2 separate regions of the Mus musculus genome follow, and region 1 is linked to region 2. A link is a contact called in ENCODE Hi-C or POLR2A ChIA-PET data. All regions are on one chromosome and are shown on one strand. Each heading gives the region's core, a stretch centred on a gene start or an enhancer-like site at or near the end of the contact. The rest is flanking DNA. Distances are from core to core; before and after follow the strand shown.

What was found. A loop is a pair of places that touch in the nucleus more often than their neighbours do. ChIA-PET counts read pairs that join two places held with the same protein, here RNA polymerase II (POLR2A).
Region 1: a loop to region 2 is called in a map of left cerebral cortex, with 3 times the contacts of the local background. The contact joins the promoter of H2az1 here to the promoter of Ppp3ca in region 2. A Hi-C loop is called at or near these places in 1 of 37 maps with a recorded cell type or tissue (left cerebral cortex). POLR2A ChIA-PET finds 5 or more read pairs at or near these places in 3 of 5 experiments (Patski and embryonic stem cell).

Annotation. Positions count from the first base shown.
Region 1 is chr3:137,860,552-137,866,818 of GRCm38, reverse strand. It overlaps H2az1 (H2A.Z variant histone 1), which reads right to left and starts at 2,332. Exons shown (of 5, transcript NM_016750.3): 1 at 2,123-2,332; 2 at 1,609-1,686; 3 at 1,186-1,299; 4 at 679-808; 5 at 1-433. The coding sequence starts at 2,125. The coding sequence ends at 372. It overlaps Gm43403 (predicted gene 43403), which reads left to right and starts at 2,493. Exons shown (of 2, transcript NR_169184.1): 1 at 2,493-2,854; 2 at 2,982-3,132.
Region 2 is chr3:136,665,296-136,671,436 of GRCm38, reverse strand. It overlaps Ppp3ca (protein phosphatase 3, catalytic subunit, alpha isoform), which reads right to left and starts at 1,371. Exons shown (of 14, transcript NM_008913.5): 1 at 536-1,371. The coding sequence starts at 593.

The sequences.
Region 1 (6,267 bases), core at 1,083-3,582, 1.2 Mb before region 2:
GGGATATGACCTTTATTGAGCTTATCCACCAGAGTGGAAACAATGTCTGTACAAAACCAAATGCTTGTTACTATAACTTCTGCATCACAATTAAAATCCAAACAGTTTTTTAAAAACAGTCAACTCAATCAAAACCCACTACTTCAGAATCAATAGCTTCTTTGAAGCCACAGTAACACTTAAATATGGTTAAGACTCGAATGCAGAAATTTGGTTGGTTGGAAGGCTAATTAAGCCTCCAACTTGCTCAAATAGAATTACAAAAAGGCAAAATTGTGTTTTTCACAGAGATACAGTCCACTGGAATCACCAACACTGGACAGCTGTTAGGAATATTTAGAGTCCTGAGATAATAAGGAATCCAGGCATCCTTAAACAGTCTTCTGTTGTCCTTTCTTCCCGATCAGCGATTTGTGGATGTGTGGGATGACACCTAGGAGAGGGACACAGATTAAGTCTACCTTCTGGATAAACATTTAAAAAAACAATACATGAACTCAAAGCAGGTAAAATTCATATACAAAGTGAAAACTTGAGGGATGAACAATGATCTTAGCAAAAACTAAGTGGAAAGCCAAACCCCATGAAAGCACCCTGTACTGAAATCTCTTCTAGAAACAATGGGAGTGTAGGAATTTTCTTCTTAAATAGAATGTTAGGAGTTTAGGGATGACATACCACCACCAGCAATGGTAGCTTTGATCAGAGAATCCAATTCTTCATCTCCACGTATAGCAAGCTGCAAGTGACGAGGGGTGATACGCTTTACCTTTAAGTCTTTTGACGCATTTCCTGCCAACTCAAGTACCTAAAAGGCAAAAAATAAATAAAAATCTGATGATCAATATTCCAACTTACTTTCAATCAAGATCTTTGAACCTCAATGGTGTTATTTACCAACTGTTGTCATTCCCTACTACCTGAATGATAAAATTATGCAGAATTATGCAAAAAAAAAAAAAAAACCACCCAAAAAACCCCGAAGGGGCACGCAATTGCATTTGCAGGAGCAGCACACTCTGGCCCAGCAGCCTCCTCGGCTGAACGCGAGCTCCCTCTAGCGCTCCCTCGGTCTGCGCGCCGCTCTTAGGGCCTGCGAGTTTTCTTGCATCACTTTCCTCCTCTCTCGCCACTTTCCCCCGCCCCCCCAGAGCTTTTCCAGATCACAGGCGTACTCCCGCTTACCTCTGCGGTGAGGTACTCCAGGATGGCTGCGCTGTACACAGCGGCGGTCGCGCCCACACGTCCGTGGCTGGTTGTCCTAGATTTCAGGTGTCGATGAATACGGCCCACAGGGAACTTGATTTTTATGCACACAAACAAACGAACAAACAAGAAAAAAAATGCACAAAGATAGGAAATTCGTTAAGATAAGATGTGCGCGCCAAAGCCAAGGACGGTGGTGGTGCACCAACGCGCCCCGCCAGTTAACACACATGTGATCCGACGCCCCCCCTCCCCAAACCCCAGTATTCACTGTCTCCGCAGGGCCAAGTCGCGACACATCACTCATGCTAAGATGGAACACCCATGGAGGGTGCAGACAAACAAGCAAGGGGGGTGCAAACATAAAGGCCCGGTCACCCGACTGCGGCAGTTGCTACCCACCTGCAAGCCGGCTCGCTGCGAGCGGGAAACCGCCTTTGTCTTGGCCTTTCCGGAGTCCTTTCCAGCCTTACCGCCAGCCTGCGGCGCCGCCGACGCCCGCGAGCCCGGGAGGGACGGAGAAGATAGAATTACCAAGGCGGCGCGCCCCTCCCCCACCACAGCGCGTCCTGGAGGCGAGCGAGCGCGCGCTCGGCCGCCCGCCGCCCGCCCCGCCGGGGACCCCGGGCCGCCGCTCGCCCCCCGCCCGCCCTTCTCCCCCGCCGACCCCTGCCGCGAGCCCGCCGCGGCTGCGCGCCCCCGCGCCGGCTCCCAGCCGCGCCGTGCGCGCCCCCCCAACCGTCGCCTCCCGCCTGGAGCTCCGGGGCTCCGAAAACACCTCCCCTCCGCTCGTCCCGACCCCGTCCCCGCACGCTCCCACTCGCCGCCGCCGCCGCCTCTCCCAGCCCCGGGGACGGCGGCCCCGCCCGCTCGGAGCCTGCAGCCCGCGGCCGCCCGCCGTCACTCTTCACGTTACCATCTCGGACCGTGCTGAAGCTCCGACGAGCGAGGAAGAGACGAGGCCAGGCGGACGCTCAGCGAGATCCCAGCGCCCACTCCTCCGTCGGACCGCGATTCAAACTGCGCCGTCTCCCGCCTTCCTCGCGCCCTTTATACTGCAGAATGTTCCCTCATCCGGGAACTCGGCCGGTTCGGCCCACCAATGGTTGCCTCCCGCCCTCGGGACGCGTCCTTGAGGCTCCAGCCAATGGGAGAACGCACAGCGGAGTGGCGGGGCGGGCGCTCGGGAGCTCGAGCGATGATTGGCGCGTGGGGGATGAGTTAGGGGGGGAGGAGATGCGGCGGGACGAGGACCGGGAGAAGAAGGGGCGCCGCGGCGGGAGGGCAGCAACAGAGCGCTGCGCCACCGAGCGAGTGGACGGTGGTGTCACGTGCCTGGAGGGAGGAGCTGGAAGGCTGGGGAGGAGCGCGCGCTGGCGTCCTCCCCGCTGCAGCCTCCCCCCCTCCACTCCCCCGCGGTGCTCCGGAGACCACGTGAGCTTCCCTCCCGGTCTAGCCTGGCCCCCTCGCTGACAACCGGCGCCTCTCGGTTGCCCTCTGGCCTGGCCTTTCGTGTCCGCAGATCTCGGTTTCCTTCAGAGTCCTGCCTTCTGACAGGTGGCTCGAAGGCGTCCGGCAAGAAGAGCTCAGCTCGGCCTCTACTTGGTGAACCACTTCCCTGATAAAAGTGTCACCTACCCCACCCCCGGTAGTTTTTTCATCTTCCTCCACTTCTGTCCTCACCTCTTGTTACCCCTCACCCCCCTCATCCTGTCTCATAACAACAGTGGAGCCAAGTTACCGTGGGGATAACAAGTAATTTTGTCTACACACAGGAAGCTTGGGATGAAGCGGTTTTTTATAATGAAGTCACCGGCCATATTTTTGCGAAGACTTCGCATCAATGGGATGCACCTATAGCCTAGTGTCTAAAGTTGATTTGTTGAAACATTAAAGCTATTATGTGTCAGCTTTCCTACACTAAAACATTTTGCCACATGACAAATGTTGGTAAATGTCAGTGGGGTAACTGTAACATGATTCACAAGCAGTTACAGATGGTTCATGTAATCAGTTACAAATGCTGGGCTTAAAAAAAAAAATAGACTTGTACACACGGTACTGTCCTGATGCCAGCCACTTAGACGTGCAGTTAGTAGATCTACAGCACCTGCATTTATCACTCGCTGCTTGGAGACCATAATTATCTGAGTCTTGCGAATTTCGCATTTATATTAATACGTAGCACTTTTCAATTAAACATGATTGTGTGGCCATGTGGGTGGGCGCGGGTGCTCACCTCATTACTATAGTTGTGGAAATCGGATGACAACTTGAGTGAGTGCTCTCTTTCCAGGGTTCCAGAGATAAACTCAGGTATCAGGTAGTCAACTCTCACACAGCTAGCACCCGTCGAGTTATATCACCGGTTTATACTTTTTACATAATTGAATAGTAATATGAAGAGAATATTGAAGCGTAAACTCCACATTATTAGTACTTAAGTTTGGGAGATTTTATGAAATTAGAGGAACTCTCTGATACCAGGACATTAATGCTAGAGGAGAGACTCCAAACAATATTGATTCCGAGGCTTATTGGAACTAAGGAATTGTAATGATGTCATCACATGCCGAAAACAACTGAGGCTCCTGACATCCCAGCACCTAGAAGGCTGCATCAGAAGAGTCATAAGCAGAATGCTAGTCAACTCTACAACGATGGCATTTCAGACACCTAAGGACTGGCCTGCTGTGATGGTGGCAACCTACATCCTTAATACCAGCCCTTGAGAGGCAGAGGCAGGCAGATCTTTGTGACTTCAAGGCCCACACGGTCTACACAGTGAGTTCCAAGCCATCTACAGCTACAGACTGAGGCCCTGTCTTCAAAAAAAAAAACCAAGTATAAAGCCAAGCCCAGTAGGCTATCCCTGGCTTCTGATGGGATTTCTTGATATTTACCTCATAACATACGTCCATTCTCTAGAGAATTCTGTGTGAGCTTTTTCCCATGGAATCCAACTAAAAGGTTGACTTTTCTTCACTGAAGAGTGGTAGCAAGAATAAACTAGCAAGTACATGTGAGTTCTGTGGCGCCTCCTCACTGTAATCTTAGTTCTCAACCCTTTCTGCTTGTGCCTTTTAAAATGTTTTTTATTCTTATTTTTGAAACATGATCTTAATTCTGTAGCCCAGGCTAGCCTGGGATTTTCTATATAGATAACGTTGAGCTCAAACTTGTGATTCTCCTGCCTCTGCATTGTATATGCTGAGCTTATAGGTGCACACTACCATGCTTTTCAGAAAGGTTAGTAACCTTTGAAAGCTCAAGCCCCACCCCACCTTTTTCACATAGCCCTTAAAGGATTTAGGAAAACCTTATGCAGATTACATGGTAACATGTGCTTGACAATCAGCATATACTCAACAAACAACTATCCTATAAGGAGAATAAGGAAAGTGTGGTGATTTGAGAGAAAATAGCCCTATAGGCTCATAATATTTGAATGTTTGGGCCTTAGTAGAACTGATTGGGAAGGACTGGTAGGTGTGGCCTTGTTGGAGGAAGCATGCAACAGGAGATCACTTTAAGGTTTAAAACTGTTAAGCCAGGCTCAATCTCGCCTGTGTGTGCCTGTAGACTGTAGATCAGGATATAAGCTTTTTTTTTTTTTTTTTTTTTTTTTTTTTTTTTTTTGAGACAGGGTTTCTCTGTATAGCCCTGGCTGTCCTGGAGCTCACTCTGTAGACCAGGCTGTCCTCGAACTTGGAAATCCACCTGCCTCTGCCTCCCAAGTGCTGGGATTAAAGGCTTAGGATATAAGCTCTTAGCCTTACACCTTCCTGCCTGCTGCCATGCCTGCTGCCATAACGATCAGGAACTAAGCATCTGGAACTGTAAGCCAGCCCCCAATTAAATGCTTTCCTTTATAAGAGCTGCTTTGGTCTTGATCTCTCTTCACAGCAATAGAACAATCTAAAACAGAAGGGAAGAGAAAATAACATATTCCTAATTGGTTTTTCTTGACTGTTACGTATGCATCTTTTGATATGGAAATGGCAAGCTTAAAGGACACTCAAACTGTGCCAATGTGCTTGAATTAAAAAAATGTCACTCACAGTGTTGGGCATTCAAACACTGGGTTCCAAGTCTGGGGAGATTTAGGTGGTCCAGCCTGGCTGGGAAGCGTATGGCATGGAGAGCAGACCTTGGGATTCGAAGTTTCACACCACTTCTATCCAATTCAGTTTCTCTGCCGCGTGCTTGCAGTTAAAGATGTAAGGAGCTCGCCACTTCCTTCTCCTGCAACCCCTGCTGCTTGTTCTGTACCTTCTGCCCTAATGGAGACTTATCCATTGGAGCTGTGAGCCAAAAATAAGCCCTTTCTAGAAGTTGCCATGGTCATGGTCTTTGTCTCAACAGCAAAAAAGTACCTGATGTAGAAGTTGGTACTAAGAGTGGTGTTACTGTAAAGAACTATGGTTTTTTGTTGTTGTTGTTTGTTTTTTGTTGTTTTTTTGGAGGAACGTGGAAGAGTTTGGGACTTTGAACGTCAAAAGAGATTGCACGATGTAAGTAGAGCTTAATAGATCATCATAGTAGCCTGGAAGGCAGTAGTGCTAAGAGCCATGTGGGATATCCGCCAAGGAGAACTGCATACATGGAATGGAGCCAGCCCAAGAAAGCTGTGTTTTGTAGGCAGCAAAATTGGAGGGGCAGAGCCTTTGCTACCAAAAATAGAACTTCAGAATTTGGTATCTGTCCTGTTGAGTTTGGTCTTGCTTTGGGCTAGTATTTCCTAATGATGCTAATCCCAGTGGGCAAGAGTAAGATAACAACCACAATTTTTTTTTTTTTTTTTTGAGTCAAATTTGAAGCAAGCTTTATTCAGCGCTGGCCAGAACATTGGATGTTAGCCAGGGCCATAGCCAGGATTTCCAGAATATGGCCTCGAATTTCATTAGTTAGGAACTTATAAAAGCAAAAGCCACAAGGTCACATCCTTCCCATGTCTGTCCAATCAGGGGCAAGCATACATCTTGACATACTTCCTGCCTACATAACCTGCCACGTATGTGTGATCTAGCACATCCTGTCCAGTTGGGGCAATCAAGCTTC
Region 2 (6,141 bases), core at 122-2,621:
GCGCCCAGGGAACTGCTGCAATGGAGCGCCTGGAGCAATGTGCCGGGGCGAGCCAGTCCGCGGCAAGCCATGGCCACATTAAAATGCCCTATTAATTTTTTAAAAGCCATAAATCACCTCCCCTCCCTCTACAAAGAGCAAACCATAAACCCGATCCCATGCAAGCCCGCGAGCAGCCACCCACTTCCTATTTCTGTCACAGCAGCTACACCCTGCCAGCAGTCACCCCCCCCCCCGGGCGCCCCCTCCCGCCACCGCCACCCCCGCCACCGCCTCCCAGCCACTCAGCCATTTGCCAACTGCTGCCCCCCGTCCACGAAAACAAACAAATAAATACATAAATAAAAATAAATGCCCCGATTAGGGCCGGGTGGGCGGTGTGGGGGCAGGGCGCGGCGAAGGAAGGGATCGCCTCTTGCAGGAGATCCTAGAAGGTCCCCGGCGCTAGCCGGAGAGGGACGACCGGGGCGGGGGAGGGGAGGACAGTCGCCTGCGGCACTCGGTGCACCCCGGGCCGACGCGGCGCTGCGCTTACCTTTCACCACCCTGTCGGTCGTCGACAACTTGGGATCAATCGCCTTGGGCTCGGACATCTCCAGCCACCGGGAGGGGGGGACAGCGACGCGCTGCTCGTCCCGTCCGACTGCACACCCCGACCGCACCGGCGGGCCAGACACTCAGCGCCGCCGCCGCCGCGCTGCAAACCGCTCGGCTGGAGCTCTGGGCTCTGGGCTGGCTCGAAAGTTACTGCCGGCTCCGCGCGTCCCTCCTCCGCCGCCGCCGCCTTCACTCCTCCTCCGCCGCCGCCAGCCCCGCCGCCTCGCTCCGGGCTGCGCGTGTGTGCTGGTTATTTATTTATTTTCTGAGCACGCCTCCCGGTTCTTCTTTTATTCTTGGGGACGGGGCGGGGGATGGGGAGGAGAAGCACACGCGAGCACCCACCCCGGCACCGACACCGGGCGCCGCGCAATGGAGCCCCCACGCGCGCACACGGTCGGGATTAAGACCGATCACATGGGGAGGGCCGGGGGCGAGGGAGGAGAGGCAGGGCCGCGGATGTCAGCGCCGCCAGCCGCGCCTCGGCTTCCCGGTGCTGGAGAGGCGGCTGCCGCTGCGGCCGCCGCTGCTTCCCCACGCCGATTGTCGCCGGGCGCCGCCGGGGCCGCGGCAGCCGTAGACGTCCCGCCGCCGCGCTCGTCCGCGATCCTCCTCTGCCTCGCGGCGCCGCTGCTTCTCCACGCACAGGCAACAGCCGCTGAGCTCGGTGGACACAGTCCGGGGCACAACCTCGCCTCCGCCGCCGCGCCGGCCGCCGCCACCACCGCGCCCGCCTCCGCCTCCTCCCCTTCCTCCTCACCGCCCCCGCCTCCAGCGCCCTGGCCACCTCCTCCTCGGGGTCCGCCTTAGGGCCCGCCCCACGTTGCACCTCGCAAGCTCATTGGCTGGAGAGCGCGTCCCTCATCGCTAAGGCGGTGGTCTGGGTGACCGCCCCGCCCCCTGCTCTGTTTTCTTCAGGGTGCCAGTCAGTCCCGTGGGCCTGCTGCCTCCACCGCCCTGTGACCGCTCAAGTGTCACTGGAGTGGGCAGGGAGGAGGGAGGCTGGACTGGGAGTAGGGGCCGGGAGGAGCTGGGCTGCTGCGTGCCCCCGCGCCTGCCCACTCCCGAAGTCCTGCACACACTCCCGGGTGGGTCTCGGCCGCTCCGAGTGTGTGAGTGGCCCGCAGTAGTGAGTTCGGAGACCGAGGAAGGAGGAGCGCCGGACGCTCCCGGCCGCGGCGCAGCTGCTGTCGCTGCCGCAGCTGTCCAGGGAGGATCGCCAAGGAAGGCGACGAGTAAACAGCTTACCTTGGGGAGGCAGCTCTGCCTGAGCTAGGTGGACGGGGATTACTGATGGTGGGGTGGTTAGGACGCGTGCACAACTTCACGGGAAGAAACGAAAGTGTGTTTGGGGCGCTGCGGGACGCGGTGGCTGGCTGGCTAGCTATCCAAGGTGGATGGGAACAGACTGGAGCCTATGCGACCCTGGCTGTGCTCAGTGACCCTGGATGCCCTAGGAGATAAGAGGAGTCAGAAAGACTCGGGAGAGGTCGCCTTTTCCCTGTTCACAGGAGCTAGCAGTCACTGGTGGCGATAGGTGACACTAAATTTCTTCCTGTTCCTTCCAGTCAGTCACTCAGTGATCAAGATGCATGTAGGGCCTTGGCTTGTTGCAGTTTCTCACAAGTCCCTCATAAGAAGGAAAATAAGGGACCGTGTATGAAATGCTCTTCAAAATATCTTCTGCCTCCTGAGTTCCAGGACAGCTAGAGCTATACCGAGAAACCCTGCCTCGAAAAAACAAACAAACAAACAAACAAAATATCTTCTGGGCACAGCCCTCCCCCTGGCCTACCACAACCCCAAGGACCAGCAAGGAAATTATGAAGAGAGCTGAATAAATTTCTCACCCTTGTCCTTCCTGTTTTATTTTCAAATTCCTTCAGTATCAGGGTTTTCGTATTTCCTGAATTGGACTGTAAGCTTAATAAAGGGCCTACAAAAAGGTGTGGGAAGCTGCTGGAGGCACACTCCATTAGTCCCAGCATCTGGGAGGCAGAGGCAGGAGGAGCTCTGTAAGTTCCAGGCCAGTCTGGTCTACAGACTGAGTCCCAGGACAGCCAGGACTGTCTTGGGAGGGGGCGGGGGGGGGAGTTTAGGAAGCTAGGAGATGGAGCCAGGAGAACTGATCTGGCCACAGGGATTAGATGAAACTCAAGTCCAAAAAAATACAAATTTAATAGCAAATTGGTGGCTCTGGGGCATGACAACTAGGTAGCCTCAAGGATTTTAGGACAGAGGATGTGAGAAGGCTAGCCTGCCAGTCAAAAGGAGAGATGGAGTGGATGGTCACATCCCATCCGCAAAGGGAGGCTGCCCTCGTGGCCAGATTTCTGCTGCTAAATTTGCCACCTCTAGGGTCCTTGCTTTCAATAAGATCTATATAGCCCAGTGGAATTTTCAGGGAACATGAAATTATCTACAAGAGGACTCTGTAATCTCCTCAGTTAGGGGTTGTTGCAAACAGCCTCCTGGGCTAGAGCAGAGCTAGTTGCCAAGGCAGATTTGGGAAGCTGGTCCCTGGCCAGATGGCTGGAAGAGAGGGAAGGACGCCAAGACCTGTGGGTGAGCAGGGCCTGCTTCAGGAAAGACCAGGAAACCTTATCTGGGGATCCTCACTTTGAAAGCCAAGACTCCCTCACCCCCACGCTGCTCACAGATGCAACTGTTATTTAGAGTAGCTCTCCCCTGGGCATAGGAAAGGCATCCTTGAGCTAGGATCAGGGGCTGAAATTATCAAACACATTGAAAAGTTTGATAATAGAAATAGGAACTAAAGGTAGACCTTTCAGAAACACCCTTCAGTCCATCCCAAGTCCACATAAGGTGTGTGTGGGGGGGGGGAGGGGGTGACAAATAGTAATCACTTTGCACAGCACATCTTTCTATCATCAAATACTTTTAGTGTGTGTGTGTGTGTGTGCGCGCGTGTGTTTCCCTAAGCACTGTAATGTAGATGCATATTAAGTAAAGTTGGATTCTTAAGTACTATACAGGACAATGCCAACCAAGGAATAGCTAGGTCCAGACACCCGGCCTAGTCAACCAGATAGCCAGTCATCCCTTCCAATGGCCAGCTCTCTGCTATAGCTGTCCCTTTCCTTTTCTCCTTAAATCCTGTTAGAGTTCCCAAACAGCTCTTGACTATATTCAAACTGACAAAGATTAGCTTACATTTGGAACTCACATTTTCACTGTGACAGGTTCAGTTTTCAGGAGCTGACTTTGGAAATGTCCTTTGCTTATGAAGAGAAAGTAAAGATTTTTTAAAAAGTCATAAAAGACAACATTTCATACACTACAAAAAATAATACACTTTTCCTTCCTTTGTTTAATTATCTCTAGGAAGCAGCTTTCCTGTTTGGAATTCCCTTTCACAGCCCAACCATAATGAGTCCATGCGATTAGTTCTTGGTATTGATAATCTGGGCCAAGCTGTCTGTGACATGCCAGCAGAGTGATGGAGCAATGATACGCACCCTTCCATCTGTAAGCTTCTTCAGCTGAATACAGAGCTTTCTAAGACCCTGCTATAGACAGAGTATCAAATAGCGACAAGTCTTATTATGACAACATCAAGAACTGTTGATCACCTCCTTAGAAAGACTGCATGAGGCTTTAAATAAAAAAAAAATAGTCATTTCTGTGTTAGTCGCTAAGATTTATCGATGTATCCATTAGGAAATTAATATACAGCCATTGCTTATTTTATTCCAAAGTAAACTGTGTACTAAGATACAGAAGTGCTACCTCAGTGTTATGTAAGAGACTAAAAACATTCACACCTGTCTTAATACATGAACATCTAATCTTCATTTCTGTAAACAAACAATTCATGTACCAGTTATGTTTTGAGCAACTGTGCAAAGTACTGGCTCATTTCTCAACAAATGTGAAGAATAAAGGATTCAGTCAGATAATTCCCTTTAGTCTTGATGCATAGGTCTTACAGATAAGTTATCCTTGCAAGGATCAATGTGTAAGGCGCTGCTCCCACAAAGAGTTATGTACTGGAAGATTGATGGAGTGTCTTAGTTAGGGTTTTACTGCTGTGCACAGACACCATGACCAAGGCAACTTTCAAATGGACAATATTTAATCGGGGCTGTCTTACAGGTTCAGAGATTCAGTCCATTGTCATCAAGGTGGGAACATGACGGCATCCAGGCAGGCATGTTACAGCTGGAGCTGAGAGTTCTATATCTTCATCTGAAGGCTTCTAGCAGAATACTGGCTTCCAGGCAGCTAGAATGAGGGTCTTAAAACCCACACCCACAGTAACACTTCCTCCAACAAGGCCACACCTACTCTAACAGGGCCATACCTTCTAATAGTGCCACTCACTGGGTCAAGCATACACAAACCATCACATGGAGGGGATGTTGGGGTGCAGATTTGGGGGTTTGTAATCCACAGTACTGAAGTGATTTGCACAATTTTCACATCATAGATAGTGAAAAACAACTTGTACTTTTTATGTGAACATTATGTGCTGGCACATAATTTTGTGGTTTTTGTCAACTTAATACAAGCTAGGGTGATATGAAAAGAAGGAAGCTTAATTGAGAAAGTGTCTCTAGAACTGGCCCATAGACGTATCTGTTGGGCATTTTCTTGAGTAGCGATTGATGGCGAAGGACCCAGTCCACTGTAGGTAGTACCACCATCTGCAGGTGATTCTGGGTGCTTAAGAAATCAGACTTAGCAAGTCATGGGAAGCAAACCAGTCAAAAGCACTCCTCCATGACATTTCCCTCAGTGCCTGCCACCAGGCTCCTGTTCGAATTTCTGCCTTGACTTCCCTCGGTGATTAAAGTAGTACCAGGAAGTAAAAGAAGAAATAAATCCTTTCCTTTGAAAGTTGGCTTCAGTCCTGTTGCTTTATCATGGGACTAGAAATCCTAAGACATCTGCTTTGTTAGTTCCAGAGGAAATAAGTAAGTAAGTAAGCAAGCAAATGGTAGATAAATAAATAAGAAAGGGAAGATGGAAAAGAGAAATGAATAAAGGAATTAAATATACTGTGTTCTGTATTCTATTCAGAGAAGAACATATTTTTCAAAATCTGGACATTTCCTTGGTTCATTGGAATAAACTCAACTTACATCTCTTGAATGTGTTTTTAAATTCAGTCACTCAGCATTTTCTTGAGTTTTCAAAATCAAAATGGGAGTATAGTTTCCTCTCACTGTGTGCCATTGTCTAGTTTGGGTAACAGGGCTTTATAGAATGAGTTGGGTAGTATTCTTTTCCTTTCTATTTGATGGAACAGTTTGAGGAATAACGGTGTTACTTTTTCCCTGAGTAGTTGGTAGAATTTTGGTTGTGAATCTATCTGGCTCAGGGCTTTTCTTTGTTAGGGTACTTAAAAATAATTAAAGGAAATAAAGCCAATGAATGCAAACTCCCTGTAACTTAGGAATCCCAGGCTGCCCTGAAGCTTACTATGTAGCACAGGACAACCTTGACCTTCTGATCCTCCTGTCTCTGTCACAAAAGCTGGGATTACAGGCATTTGTAACCATTCATCAACATACTCAGTTG